Regions from separate parts of the Homo sapiens genome. Here region 1 is linked to region 2. A link is a contact called in ENCODE Hi-C or POLR2A ChIA-PET data. All regions are on one chromosome and are shown on one strand. The core of a region is the stretch at or near the end of the contact, and the rest is flanking DNA. Distances in the headings are between cores, read along the strand shown. Region 1 holds the start of ARRDC1-AS1 (ARRDC1 antisense RNA 1). Region 2 overlaps PNPLA7 (patatin like domain 7, lysophospholipase).

Region 1 (6,452 bases), core at 1,959-4,458, 84 kb after region 2:
AAGCGGTGTGGTGTGGACCTCCCCTGCTGAGAAACCCGCTGGCGCGTGGAGGGGCTTGCCCAGGTCCCTCCGACAGGAGACCCTGCTCCCTGGGCCTTGGCCCCTGCTAGCACCACTGCCAGGCCTGGCTCTGAGGGACGCTGCTTCTCCCCTGCCCACGTCTCCAAGGCCTGAAAGGCAGGGTTCTGTGGAACAGCATTTCTCAAAGGGGCATCCTGCAGACGTTCCAGCCCCAGGGGAGGCCCCGTGATGCTGGCTGGCCTGCCTGGAGGGTGCTTCCAGAAACAACGGAGATGGTGGTGAAGAAGGCTCTGGGTTCAAATTCCAGTTCTCCTTTAGGGCGAAGGGGTGACTGTGGCTAGGTTTGTCAGTTACCTTATCTATAAAATGCACAGGACCAGGCCGGGCACGGTGGCTCCCTCCTGTAATCCCAGTACTTTGGGAGGCTGAGGCAGGTGGATTGCTTGAGGTCAGGAGTTCCAGATCAGCCTGGGCAACATAGTGAAACTCCATCTGTACAAAAAAAAAAAAAAAAAAAAAATAGCTGGGCATCATGGCACATGCTTGTAATCCCAATTACTCAGGAGGCTGAGGCAGGAGAATCGCTTGAACCCAGGTGGCAGAGGTTACAGTGATCTGAGATTGTGCCACTGTACTCCGGCCTGGGTGACAGAGCAAGACTGCCTCAAAAAATAAAAAAACAAAACCCCACAAAAAACTCGTGGGACTGTAGGGTACAGCCCCCCACCCTCATAGCATGACAGTTTATTTCTTGAACAGTCCAGAGGGGGCAGATCCTGGCCTTGTGGCAGAGTTGTCATTCCTACATAGTGGTTCCCATCCCTGGCTCCCAGATGGCTGTTGACAGCTTTCACCACTGCCCAGCCTAATGGTGGGACTTTTGAGGGACAGACTGGGAAATGGATTGTCACTTTTTGTCTCTGACCTGTCCCCTTCCTGTTGGAAATGTGGTCTTTAGCCAGGCAGTCCTGTACTTGGCTAAAATTTTACTAATTGTGGGACAGGCAGCATGAATATTGGAGAACAGCAGAAAGTGTACCACAGGTGGGGTCATCTGTGAAGCGCCTCCTGGAAGCAGTGCAGTATATGGTTGAAAGGAAGGCCTCCTGGGCTGAATCCCATCACTGCCTCTCACCACTCCCTTGCTTCAGTTCAGTCACTTATAAAATGTGGGTAAGAACAGTGCCTGCCTCTCAGGACTGACCTGAAGTCTGCAGTGTTAGCATGTCACGTGCTGAGAGCAGCATCTTGACATAAGTGCTGAGGGGCACACAAGGGTAGCAGCTGATGGAAAAATGGAGTGAAAAAGCTGCCTGCAGCTGCTTCCCACACCTTCACTTAGGGTGGATGTTTGCTTGGTGAAGGATTTTTCTTCACATTCTAACTCCCTTTATTCAGTCAACAATTTTTTTGTTGTTGTTGTTGAGACAGAGTCTTGCTCTGTTGCCCAGGCTGGAGTGCAGTGGCACAATCTCAGCTCATTGCAAGCTCTGCCTCCCGGGTTCATGCCATTCTCCTGCCTCAGCCTCCCGAGTAGCTGGGACTACAGGCGCCCAGCACCACTCCCGGCTATTTTTTGTATTTTTAGTAGAGATGGGGTTTCACCATGTTAGCCAGGCTGGTCTCCATCTCCTGACCTCATGATCTGCCCACCTCGGCCTCCCAAAGTGCTGGGATTACAGGCGTGAGCCACCGCACCCGGCCCAGTCAACAAATATTTTGTCTCCTGTACACCAGGTATTGTTCTAGGCACCATGGACTTACATTCTAGTAGGGAGACAATATTCCAAATCAGGATGTGGGAGAGTCACATGACACACACTGTGATGGAGCCAAGTAAGTCAACGAAGACAGGTATGGGGGGGCAGTATCATTTTAACTAGGGAGGAGAGGGAAGGCTTCCCTTAAGAGGTGATATTTCAACTCAAGGATGGTAAAGAGGGAAGCCACAAAGACACTCGAAATAAAGGTTTCAGGGAAGGGACAGACAGCAGGGGTGGCGGAGAGGTGGGTGCGGGGCAGGAGGGCCATGAAGGCGCTCGTGTCTCCTGCGAGGGCTCAGGGTGCTCGGCCTGTCATAAATGGACTTAGGCTTTGACAGAGCAGTTTAGCTGCCCTAAAGAAACCTGGGAAGGTTCCCTTGGCACTTGGGATTGTCCGTTTCCTTTTCTGTCTATGTGCGCTGTCTATGCTGGACTTGAGATAATTCTCCGGAGTCCGACTCACCAGGAGACTCGGGTGTCACCCAGATTGACCTTCAAGGCTCATTTCTTGTCAGTCCAGTACCCGTCCCCTCGGTTCACACGACCATCCAGAAACCTCAAATTCAGTCCATGCTTCTTGTTTTGGGTCTCGGGGCTGGGATAAGGCGGGCTGACCACCGCGGGGCATGTAGGTAGTTTCCGTGGTGCTGGGGGCGCTCTCCAGGGAAGGCTACTTGGTCTGCAGAAAAGGCCTTGACTTGTGCATACCTGGGCAGCGGGCCTATGAGTGGCAGCGAGAGCGGGGTAACCAGAGAGGGCACACCCCCCAACCGGAGCGCCCCCCAGGTTGGCATCTCCACAACTGTAGAACCTCCCCCATCAGGGCAACCCTCCCGATTGGGACACCGCCCCCAGCCAGACACATCCTCCTAGCAGAACACCCATGCTTAGCCGGAGCCGCTCCCCCGCCAGACACCTCCCCACCGGGAAACCCTCCCCAGTGGGACACCCCAGCCAGTCCAGGTATTCCCGCCGTTAGGGACACCCCCTCCAGCCGGAGCATACCCTCGGCAGGGGCATTCCTCCCAACCGAGGGAACCCCGCCGCAACGGGAACCTGCCTGAACCAGAGCACCCTCCCGCGCCGGGGACACCCCACAGGCGGCTCCCGCGCCAGGCCGCGGCCCAGGGAGTCAGCCTTCCGCGCAAGCCGGCGAAATCAAAGTGCGTCCGGGGTTAGAGGTCAGAGGTCGGAGCCGCGGGTCTTTCTCCTTCTTCGGCCAGCCCACCAAAACGTCAATTTAGAATGAGACATGTGTTGAAAATGGGACGGCTACTCCCCATCCACTACTACGACTCTGGCGGGCGGGTTCTCCAGCTCCAGGTCTCCTACCCCGCGGGCGCGCGTTCCGGTTCCGGCCGCCGCAGGCCCGGCGCCTGGGGCGCCGCACGCCTGGTTCCAGTGCGCAGGCGCCGCACCGGTCGAGCTCCAACGCGCAGGCGCGGGCGCAGGCGCAGGCGCAGACGTAGGCGATCGGCCCCGCCCCGACTCTGGGCCGCGAGGCGCGGGCGGGGCGATGGCGCGCGGGAGGGGCGGGGCCACGCTGCGGGCCCGGGCCATGGCCGCCGCCGATGCCGAGGTGAGCAGCGGGGCCGGCGGGGGGCGGCGCGGGGGCGGCGGGCAGCGGCGGAGGCGGCGCGGGGGCGAAGAACCGGGCGGGGCGGCGGCAGGCGGCCGGCGGGCGGGCGGGGCCCCGGGTCCCCCCGCCGCCGCCGCCGCCGCTGCCGCCGCCTCAGGCCGAGGCCGGGCCGAGGCCGCCGGGCGTCCGGCCCGCGCTCCCGCCGGGCGCGCTTTGTGCGCGGCGCGGGCCGGGCGGCGGCTGGGGGAGCGGGCGGGGGCGCAGGTGAGGGAGGCGACCGCGTACCTGTGCCCGCGCCCCCCACGGACCCCGTGCCGCCGCCGCCGCCCGCAAGCCGGATCTGCGGGGAGGGCCTCGGCCAGGGTGCCGGGGAGGTGCGGAGGACAAAAGGAAAAGTAGCGGGGCCGGCCAACTTTGGAGCGCCGGCCGAGGCGAGGCTGTCCCTCCTCTCGGAGCTCTTCCTTCGCTTCGTTGACCTTTCACTTTGTTCTGAGTAGGATGGCACCATCTTTAACGAAAAGTTGGCCAGTCCCGGCGTGTTTCTCCCCAGACAATGCTGCTCCAGCCCTGCTGGCTGTCAGAAGCAGGAAAGCACGCTCGGTGGGAAGCTTGCGGACTCAAGTTTATTTCCAAACCAGCAGCTTTAAAGGGCTCTCGATGTAAAAAGTTCACATTCTTTTGTTAATGGTCTCGGCCTTCCCCGTGCTCATTCTCAAGGATAGTTTGTTTCCTTGCTTAGGAAAGGAAGCAGCGTAGAGATTAAAGTCTTGCGAGTGGACCACTGGCGTCCCTCTGAAGGAAAAGCAAGCAGGAGGTGGTGTGTCCGTGGAGATGCAGAAATAGTGTGGTCCTAGGGCTGAGATAAGGGACCGGTTTGGAGAAAACTGTCAGCGTAGAAGTATTTCTTTGAAATTAACTGTCTAGTAACAGTTGAGACTTCTAAAGCTTAGAAAGTTAAGGTGTAGTAAGAAGCCGTACAGTATCCTGGTGCATAGACTTAACACTGTATTTTAACTCAGGTAATGTATGGCCTTTTTGTTTATTTTTTTCCTGCATTTTTGGGGGGTGTTGAAATAAGTAAACTGGGAAGGTGCAGGGGAATTCTTAAATTCAATGCAAGGAGTTTTTGCTGAGTATCTGCAGCATTCAAGGAATTAATATTAGTCACTGAGAACAAAAAGCGAAATTAGAAAATTTCAAGTCACTTCTAGGCTTGTAGGGGAGAAGACGTGTAGTGATGAATTCTATCATTTATGAAGTACCCACTGGATCCCACACACTGTGCAAGACCTTTAGATCAGGCGCCTCCCTCGGTTTTCTTCACCCTGTGCAGCAGGTGCTGTTATTTCCTTTTTTAAATTATTATTTATTATTATTATTTTTTGAGACAGGATCTCCCTTTGTCACTCAGGCTGGAATGCAGAGGCATGATCACTGCTCACTGCAGCTTCGACCACCCAGGCTCAAAGGAGTCTCCCACCTCGGGTGCTGCCACACCTGGCCAATTTTTTTGTATTTTTTTGGTAGAGACCGGGGTTTCACCATGTTGCCCAGGCTGGTCTTGAACTTTTGGACTCCAGCGATCTGCCTGCCTCCGCCTCCCTAAGTGCTAGGATTACAGACATGAGCCATTGTGCCCGTCCTGTTGTTTCCTGTTTAGCTGAGGAGGAAGGGTTAGATAACTTGGCCAGTCGGTTGTAGGACCAGCACTAGTACAGTGTTGGGCACGTAGTAGGTGTTTAATACATGACCGATGAGCAAATGGCTCCAGATGTCTCTGGTTCCATAGGCAGCCTTGAATAGGGCTTTACACACCTGATGAGAATGACAGCCTGTGTTGACTGAGCCCTGACTTGTGTCCAACCCTGCCATAGTGCCAGTGCCTTGCATGAATTCAATAATTTGAGCCTAGCAGCAACCTTAAGAGGTAGGTACTGTTACCTCCCCGTTTATAAATGAGAAGACAGGCGCAGTGAGGCCCAAGATTGAAGAGCTTGTGGCCAAGAAGATGGAGTTGCAGGTGGTTTGGCCATAGAGCTGATGCTTGCTAAATGTGTTATATCTGTGATGGTCATTTTAGGTTAATAAAAGCTCTGTTTTTAGATTGATAATTCTAAGGGTTTATCATCAAGGTGTATGAGAAGGTGAGGGAGCCCCTGTGTGTAGCGCAGCAACTCTGGCCTTCTGGACAGTAGGTAGGCATGTGATCACTGTTGTCACTAAACCTGGGAAATGATTCCTGGGTCAGGGTTCATTAATTGCCAAATGATTAAAGTAATAAAGCTGACACTGGAAACTTATCTAACTTCATTTCTTTTCCTTGATTTACAAAGATAGTCAATACATTTTCCTACCAAAAAGAACTGGCCAGCCGTGGTGGCTCATGCCTGTAATCCTAGCAGTTTAGGAAGCCGAGGTGGGCGGATCACTTGAGGTCAGGAGTTCGAGACCAGTCTGGCCAACATGGTTGAAACCCTGTCTCTACTGAAAATACAAAAATTATCTGGGCATAGTGGTGTGTGCCTGTAATTGCAGCCTGGGCAACGGAGTGAGAGACTGTCTCAGGAAAAAAAAAAGAAAAAAAACTACTGAGGTAGTTGAATATATCCTCCATTCCCCATTTGTGGATTAGTTAGTAAATGGGGCATCTTAGGGTTTAAATATGTCCAGGGTCACTGAGGATCAGATCCTAGGGTTCCTTTGACTCAAGGCTTTTGTCTCAGCAAAACGTCACCTTCCAGCAGGAAGGCTTTCTCAGGCAAGTAGCAGGGTGGCTACTATGTATCGCTTCTTTATTTTTTCTTTTTTAAAATAATGCAGGCACGTGCGCATAATTTAAAAAATCAGTGCTAAAACCCTTAAAAAAAAAAGCTGTTCTCATCTCCTGTCTTTCTTTTTTTTTTCTTTTTATTTTTTTCTTTTATTATTATTATACTTTAAGTTTTAGGGTACATGTGCACAACGTGCAGGTTTGTTACATATGTATACATGTGCCATGTTGGTGTGCTGCACCCATTAACTCGTCATTTAGCATTAGGTATATCTCCTAATGCTATCCCTCCCCCCTCCCCCCTTTTTTTTCTTTTTGA
Region 2 (5,724 bases), core at 1,675-4,174:
CACACCTATAATCCCAGCACTTTGGGAGGCCCAGGAGGGCAGATCGCTTGAGGTCAGGAGTTGAAGACCAGCCTGGCCAACATGGTGAAACCTTGTTTCTACTAAAAATACAAATATTACACGGGCATGCTGGTGTATACCTGTAGTCCCAGCTACTCGGGAGGCTGAAGCACAAGACTCACTTGAACCCAGGAAATGGAGGTTGCAGTGAGCCAAGATCACGCCACTGCACTCCAGCCTGGGTGACAGAGTGAGACTGTCTCCAAAAAAGAAAGGTAAGTTGAAGGTAAATGCTTATCTTTGTCCCCTTGTGGAATATACATGCTTATCTCTGCTCTCTTAAAAAGATACAAACCTCCAAGGATAAAGACAAAAGCTAAGAGTAGATAAAAAATGTCACTGAAATTTTAGCGGCTGATGAAAGCAAGTGACAGGGTCATGGCTGGTGGAGCCCTCTAAGGAAAGCTGACACTTGGTTTTAGAGGTGCAGAACCTGGACAGAGAGGACTGGTCCTCACTGCAGAGCCAGAACGAGGCTAACATGCAGGTGAGACGGGAAGAGGGGCAGGCTAACCCCAAGTCACTTTCCTGACCCCAACAGGCTGGAAATGGCTTTTCCCCGTGGCCAGAGGACTACCAGGAACTCTCTGGAGAAGGTGAAGCAAGCAGGTAAGAGCCCAAGGACATCAGGTGTGGCTACGAATCCAAGAACAGTGTCCACTCCAGACGGGAGCACTCCCAGACTCCTCAGTGAGTGTCCACTCCAGACGGGAACACTCCCAGAATCCTCAACAACAGTGTCCACTCCAGACGGGAGCACCCCCAGACTCCTCCCCAAGTGTCCACTCCAGATGGGAGCACTCTCAGACTCCTCAGTGAGTGTCCACTCCAGATGGGAGCACTCTCAGACTCCTCAGTGAGTGTCCACTCCAGACGGGAGCACCCCTAGACTCCTCCCCAACAGTGTCCACTCCAGGCGGGAGGACTCCCAGAATTCTCCACAACAGTGTACACTCTAGACGGGGGCACTCCCAGAGTCCTCCCCAACAGTGTCCACTCCAGGCGGGAGGACTCCCAGACTCCTCCCCAACAGTGTCCACTCCAGGCGGGAGGACTCCCAGAATCCTCAACAACAGTGTCCACTCCAGACAGGAGCACCCCCAGACTCCTCCCCAAGTGTCCACTCCAGATGGGAGCACTCCCAGACTCCTCAGTGAATGTCCACTCCAGACGGGAGCACCCCCAGACTCCTCCCCAACAGTGTCCACTCCAGGCGGGAGGACTCCCAGAATTCTCCACAACAGTGTACACTCCAGGCGGGAGGACTCCCAGAATCCTCCACAAGTGTCCACTCCAGACGGGAGCACCCCCAGAATCCTCCCCAACAATGTCCACTCCAGGCGGGAGGACTCCCAGAATCCTCCACAACAGTGTCCACTCCAGACAGGAGCATCCCCAGACTCCTCCCCAAGTGTCCACTCCAGATGGGAGCACTCCCAGACTCCTGAGTGTCCACTCCAGATGGGAGCACTCCCAGACTCCTCCCCAACAGTGTCCACTCCAGGCAGGAGGGCTCCCAGAATCCTCCACAACAGTGTACACTCTAGACGGGGGCACTCCCAGACTCCTCCCCAACAGTGTCCACTCCAGACAGGAGCACCCCCAGACTCCTCCCCAACAGCGTCCACTCCAGACAGGAGCACTCCCAGACTCCTCAGTGAGTGTCCCCTCCAGACAGGAGCACTCCCAGAATCCTCCCCAACAGTGTCCACTCCAGGCGGGAGGACTCCCAGAATCCTCCACAACAGTGTATACTCCAGGTGGGAGGACTCCCAGAATCCTCCACAACAGTGTCTACTCCAGATGGGAGCACCCCCAGACTCCTCCCCAACAGTGTCCACTCCAGGCGGGAGGACTCCCAGAATCCTCCACAACAGTGTCCACTCCAGGCGGGAGGACTCCCAGAATCCTCCACAACAGTGTCCACTCCAGACGGGAGCACCCCCAGACTCCTCCCCAACTGTCCACTCCAGATGGGAGCACCCCCAGACTACTCCCCAACACTGTCCACTCCAGGCGGGAGCACTCCCAGGCTCCTCAGTGAGTGTCCACTCCAGACGGGGGCACTCCCAGGCTCCTCCCCAACAGTGTCTACTCCAGGCGGGAGCACTCCCAGGCTCCTCAGTGAGTGTCCACTCCAGATGGGTGCACTTCCAGGCTCCTCCCCAACAGTGTCCACTCCAGATGGGAGCACTCCCAGACTCAGACAGGAGCACTCCCAGACTCCTCCCCAACAGTGTCCACTCCAGATGGGAGCACTCCCAGACTCCTCCCCCTCCTCCAACCCAGTGCCACCACAGCAGAACATACGCAGATTCCTTTCTGAGAAGCTGCCCTAAAAAAAAGACCTACAGACCCTGACCTGTAGACTCCCAAACCATGAAGGAAAGAGCCAGCGTCCTGCTCAGTCCTCCTGCAGGGAGTGTCCCCTGTTAACGAGCCCTGACCCCATGCACACGCAGCCTATATGCAGCTTTCAGGTGGATCACGCTGTTTTCGTTTTGTAGTTAACCCATGTAACTCCCACCGAAATCAATATGTAGAACATTTCCAGTAATCTAGATTACCTTACGCCTCCCCGGGTCGATACCCAACCTAAACCCCTAACAGGCAACCACTAATGAGACCTTAACCCCAGCAGGGCCAAACACCAGGACCAAGTCCCTCGAACCGCGCGTTCTAACAGGCAACCACTAATGAGACCTTAACCCCAGCAGGGCCAAACACCAACACCAAGTCCCTCCAACCGCACGTTTTTTGTAAAGGAAGTTTTTTTTGGAACACTAGATGGCCACATTGAGTAGCTGCAAGAGAGACCACGTGGCCCATAAAGCTGAAATATTTACACTCTGGCCTTTTACAGAGAAAGCTGGCTGGCCAGCCTCTGTCCTCAAGTGTCAGTACAGCTGGTAGCTGAGCCTCAGGTGAGTGAAATTACACAGTGTGTGCTTTTTGTTGCTGGCCTCTTGGGCTCCACATTATTTCTGTGAGATGCAGCTATGCTGGTTTGCACACTTGTGTTCAATAAGAACTTCATTCACACATAAAGTGACTGCTGGAGGCAGAAAAGCCCCTGATCAGAAAGACAGAAGCCAAAATAAACAGAGAAGAAAAACTCAGGTCAGAAACAACTCAGGGAGCAAAAGAAAACCCATCTTACTTTATCCATGAAGTAAGAACAAGATAATTTTTAAAAATTAAAACATAAGAACAAAGATACTTTTTTAAAAAGAACATTCAGGGCCAGGCGCAGTGGCTCACACCTGTAATCCCAGCACTTTGGGAGGCCGAGGCAGGCGGATCACAAGGTCAGGAGTTTGAGACCAGCCTGACCAACATGGTGAAACCCCGTCCCTACTAAAAATACAAAAATTAGCTGGGCATGGTGGTGGGCACCTGTAATCCCAGCTACTCGGGAGGCTGAGGCAGGAGAATCGTTTGAACACGGGAGGCAGGAGTTGCAGTGAGCTGAGATCACGCCATTGCACTCCAGCCTGGGTGACAGGGCAAGACCCCGTCTCAAAAAAAAAAAAAAATTAACAGAAAAAACCTCTTGAAATGAAAAATATGACAGAAATTAAAAATTCAATGGAAGATTTGGAAAATAAAGTTGAAAAAATCTAGAAAGTATAACAAAAAGGCTGGGCATGGTGGCTCATGCCTGTAATCCCACCACTTTGGGAGGCCGAGGCGGGCAGATCACGAGGTCAGGAGATCGAGACCATCCTGGCTAACATGGTGAAACCCCGTCTCTACTAAAAAATACAAAAAATTAGCCGGGCGTGGCAGTGGGCGCCTGTAGTCCCAGCTACTCAGGAGGCTGAGGCAGGAGAATGGCGTGAACCCAGGAGGCGGAGCTTGCAGTGAGCTGAGATCGCGCCACTGCACTCCAGCCTGGGCGACAGACCAAGACTCCATCACAAAAAAAAAAAAAAGAAAAGAAAAAGTACAACAAAAAGACAAAGGTGGTGTAGAATAAAGACAATTCTAGATTTCTAAGGTTTCCAAACATACACCTCCCTGGCATCCTGTCTCAGGAAGTGAATGGAGGATTTGCTCCACCAAAACACGCCGGCCGAGAAAGCAGCAGCAAGAGCCCTGTGTAGGGGAAGGAAGGGTGGGTGGTCCTGGGATGGCGTCTGGACAGCAGGCCTGGGGAGGGTCCGACTGGGCAAGAGGATGGGGGCTCCTAGCAGGGGCGCTTCCCAGAGCAAAAAAGCATTCACGGAGCCGCTGGTTCAGGCGTGAATCTGTAATGGGTGCATATAAAAATCACCAAGAGGCCAAAAATAAGCCGCTGGTTCAGGTCGTGAATCTGTAACAGGTGCACAGAAAAATCACCAAGTAGCCAAAAATAACACAACTGTTAATTCCAAGAAAAAGAGAAAGTTGCAAGAAAGGAAATTTAACTATAGTACACTACATAGCTCAGCTGTGAATAGTATCCATGAAGTCGAAAGAACCGCCCATGAGCGGTGCAGATGGGAACGTAGCATGAGGCATGGGGGCAATCTACGGAGCCACACTTCATCTCCCATGACAGGAAGCATGGGGGCCATCCACCGAGCCACACTTCATCTCCCACGACAGGAAGCATGGGGGCCATCCTCCGAGCCACACTTCATCTCCCACGACAGGAAGCATGGGGGCCATCCTCTGAGCCATACTTCATCTCCCACGACAGGAAGCATGGGGGCCATCCTCCGAGCCACACTTCATCTCCCACGACAGGAAGCATGGGGGCCATCCACCGAGCCACACTTCATCTCCCACAACAGGAAGCATGGGGGCCATCCACCGAGCCACACTTTATCTCCCACAACAGGAAGTCAGTGTGTCTAGAATGGATGGGTTAGGAAACAGCAAGAAAAGCTGCTCAGAAGGAACCGAAGCGTTTTCAGTGTGAGGGGACAGACGGCCACTGTTGATAAAACTTTAAGTATGTTTTTAGAATCTGTCCATGTTATTTTGCAAGAATTTAAGTTTTGTTAAAATGACAAACACAAAAGTTTGATGAGGAAAAACGATGTCACGGCAGATGATCAACTGATCACAATACAGAATTACCTCTCTCAGATATCACCCCCATTTTTTTTTTTGAGACAGAGTTGGAGTGTCACTCTGTCACCAGGCTGGAGTGCAGTGGCACAATCTCAGCTCACTGCAACCTCCAAATCCCTGGTTCAAGGGATTCTCCTGCCTCAGCCTCCCGAGTAGCTGGGATAACAGGCACCCGCCACCACACCCAGCTAATTTTTGTATTTTTAGTAGGGATGGGTTTCACCATGTTGGCCAGGATGGTCTCGATCTCCTGACCTCGTGATCCGCCCACCTCGGCCTCCCAAAGTGCTGGGATTACAGGCGTGAGCCACCGTGCTCAGCCAATCACCTCCCATTTTTTACTCCCACTACACTCAGGGAAGATCCATTCCCACCCCTAAGGGAGAGGGGCTGTGACACCAACGCGGATGAGACGGATCGCAGCAGCTGAGAGGAACCCGGCCCGTCTCAGCGCACAGCTCCCCTCTCCTGGAACAGGCATGGCTGCACTGTGATAAGTGAGGCCCAACCTGAATATCACAACAAGATCAAGATCAGAAAGAACAAAGAAATAATGGAGAAAGCCTCTACCCCAGTGAAGCTATTTTTTGCTTAAAGAGAAAC

What was found. A loop is a pair of places that touch in the nucleus more often than their neighbours do. ChIA-PET counts read pairs that join two places held with the same protein, here RNA polymerase II (POLR2A). Pooled maps may share reads with other maps.
Region 1: a pooled map shows a loop between it and region 2 (2.8-fold over the local background). The contact joins the promoter of ARRDC1-AS1 here to the enhancer-like site in region 2. A Hi-C loop is called at or near these places in 1 of 168 maps with a recorded cell type or tissue (dorsolateral prefrontal cortex) and 6 of 50 pooled maps. POLR2A ChIA-PET finds 5 or more read pairs at or near these places in 4 of 52 experiments (A673, BJ, RWPE1 and 1 more).

What each region holds. Positions count from the first base shown.
Region 1 is chr9:137,615,687-137,622,138 of GRCh38, forward strand. It overlaps ARRDC1-AS1 (ARRDC1 antisense RNA 1), which reads right to left and starts at 3,209. Exons shown (of 3, transcript NR_122035.1): 1 at 2,845-3,209; 2 at 2,248-2,505; 3 at 1-513. EHMT1 (euchromatic histone lysine methyltransferase 1) reads left to right here and starts at 3,319. Exons shown (of 27, transcript NM_024757.5): 1 at 3,319-3,363. The coding sequence starts at 3,343. RefSeq lists enhancers at 3,012-3,061, 3,727-4,445 and a silencer at 3,102-3,401.
Region 2 is chr9:137,532,172-137,537,895 of GRCh38, forward strand. The region is part of intron 8 of PNPLA7 (patatin like domain 7, lysophospholipase); the gene reads right to left. Among named protein-coding and RNA genes, the nearest start is that of PNPLA7, 15 kb to the right of the region's middle. RefSeq lists an enhancer at 2,712-2,771. Within about 2 kb of position 2,925, at least 7 of the 41 ENCODE cell types and tissues checked have a DNase peak (open chromatin) inside an H3K27ac peak, as active enhancers do; they include A673, where a contact is called at or near this core.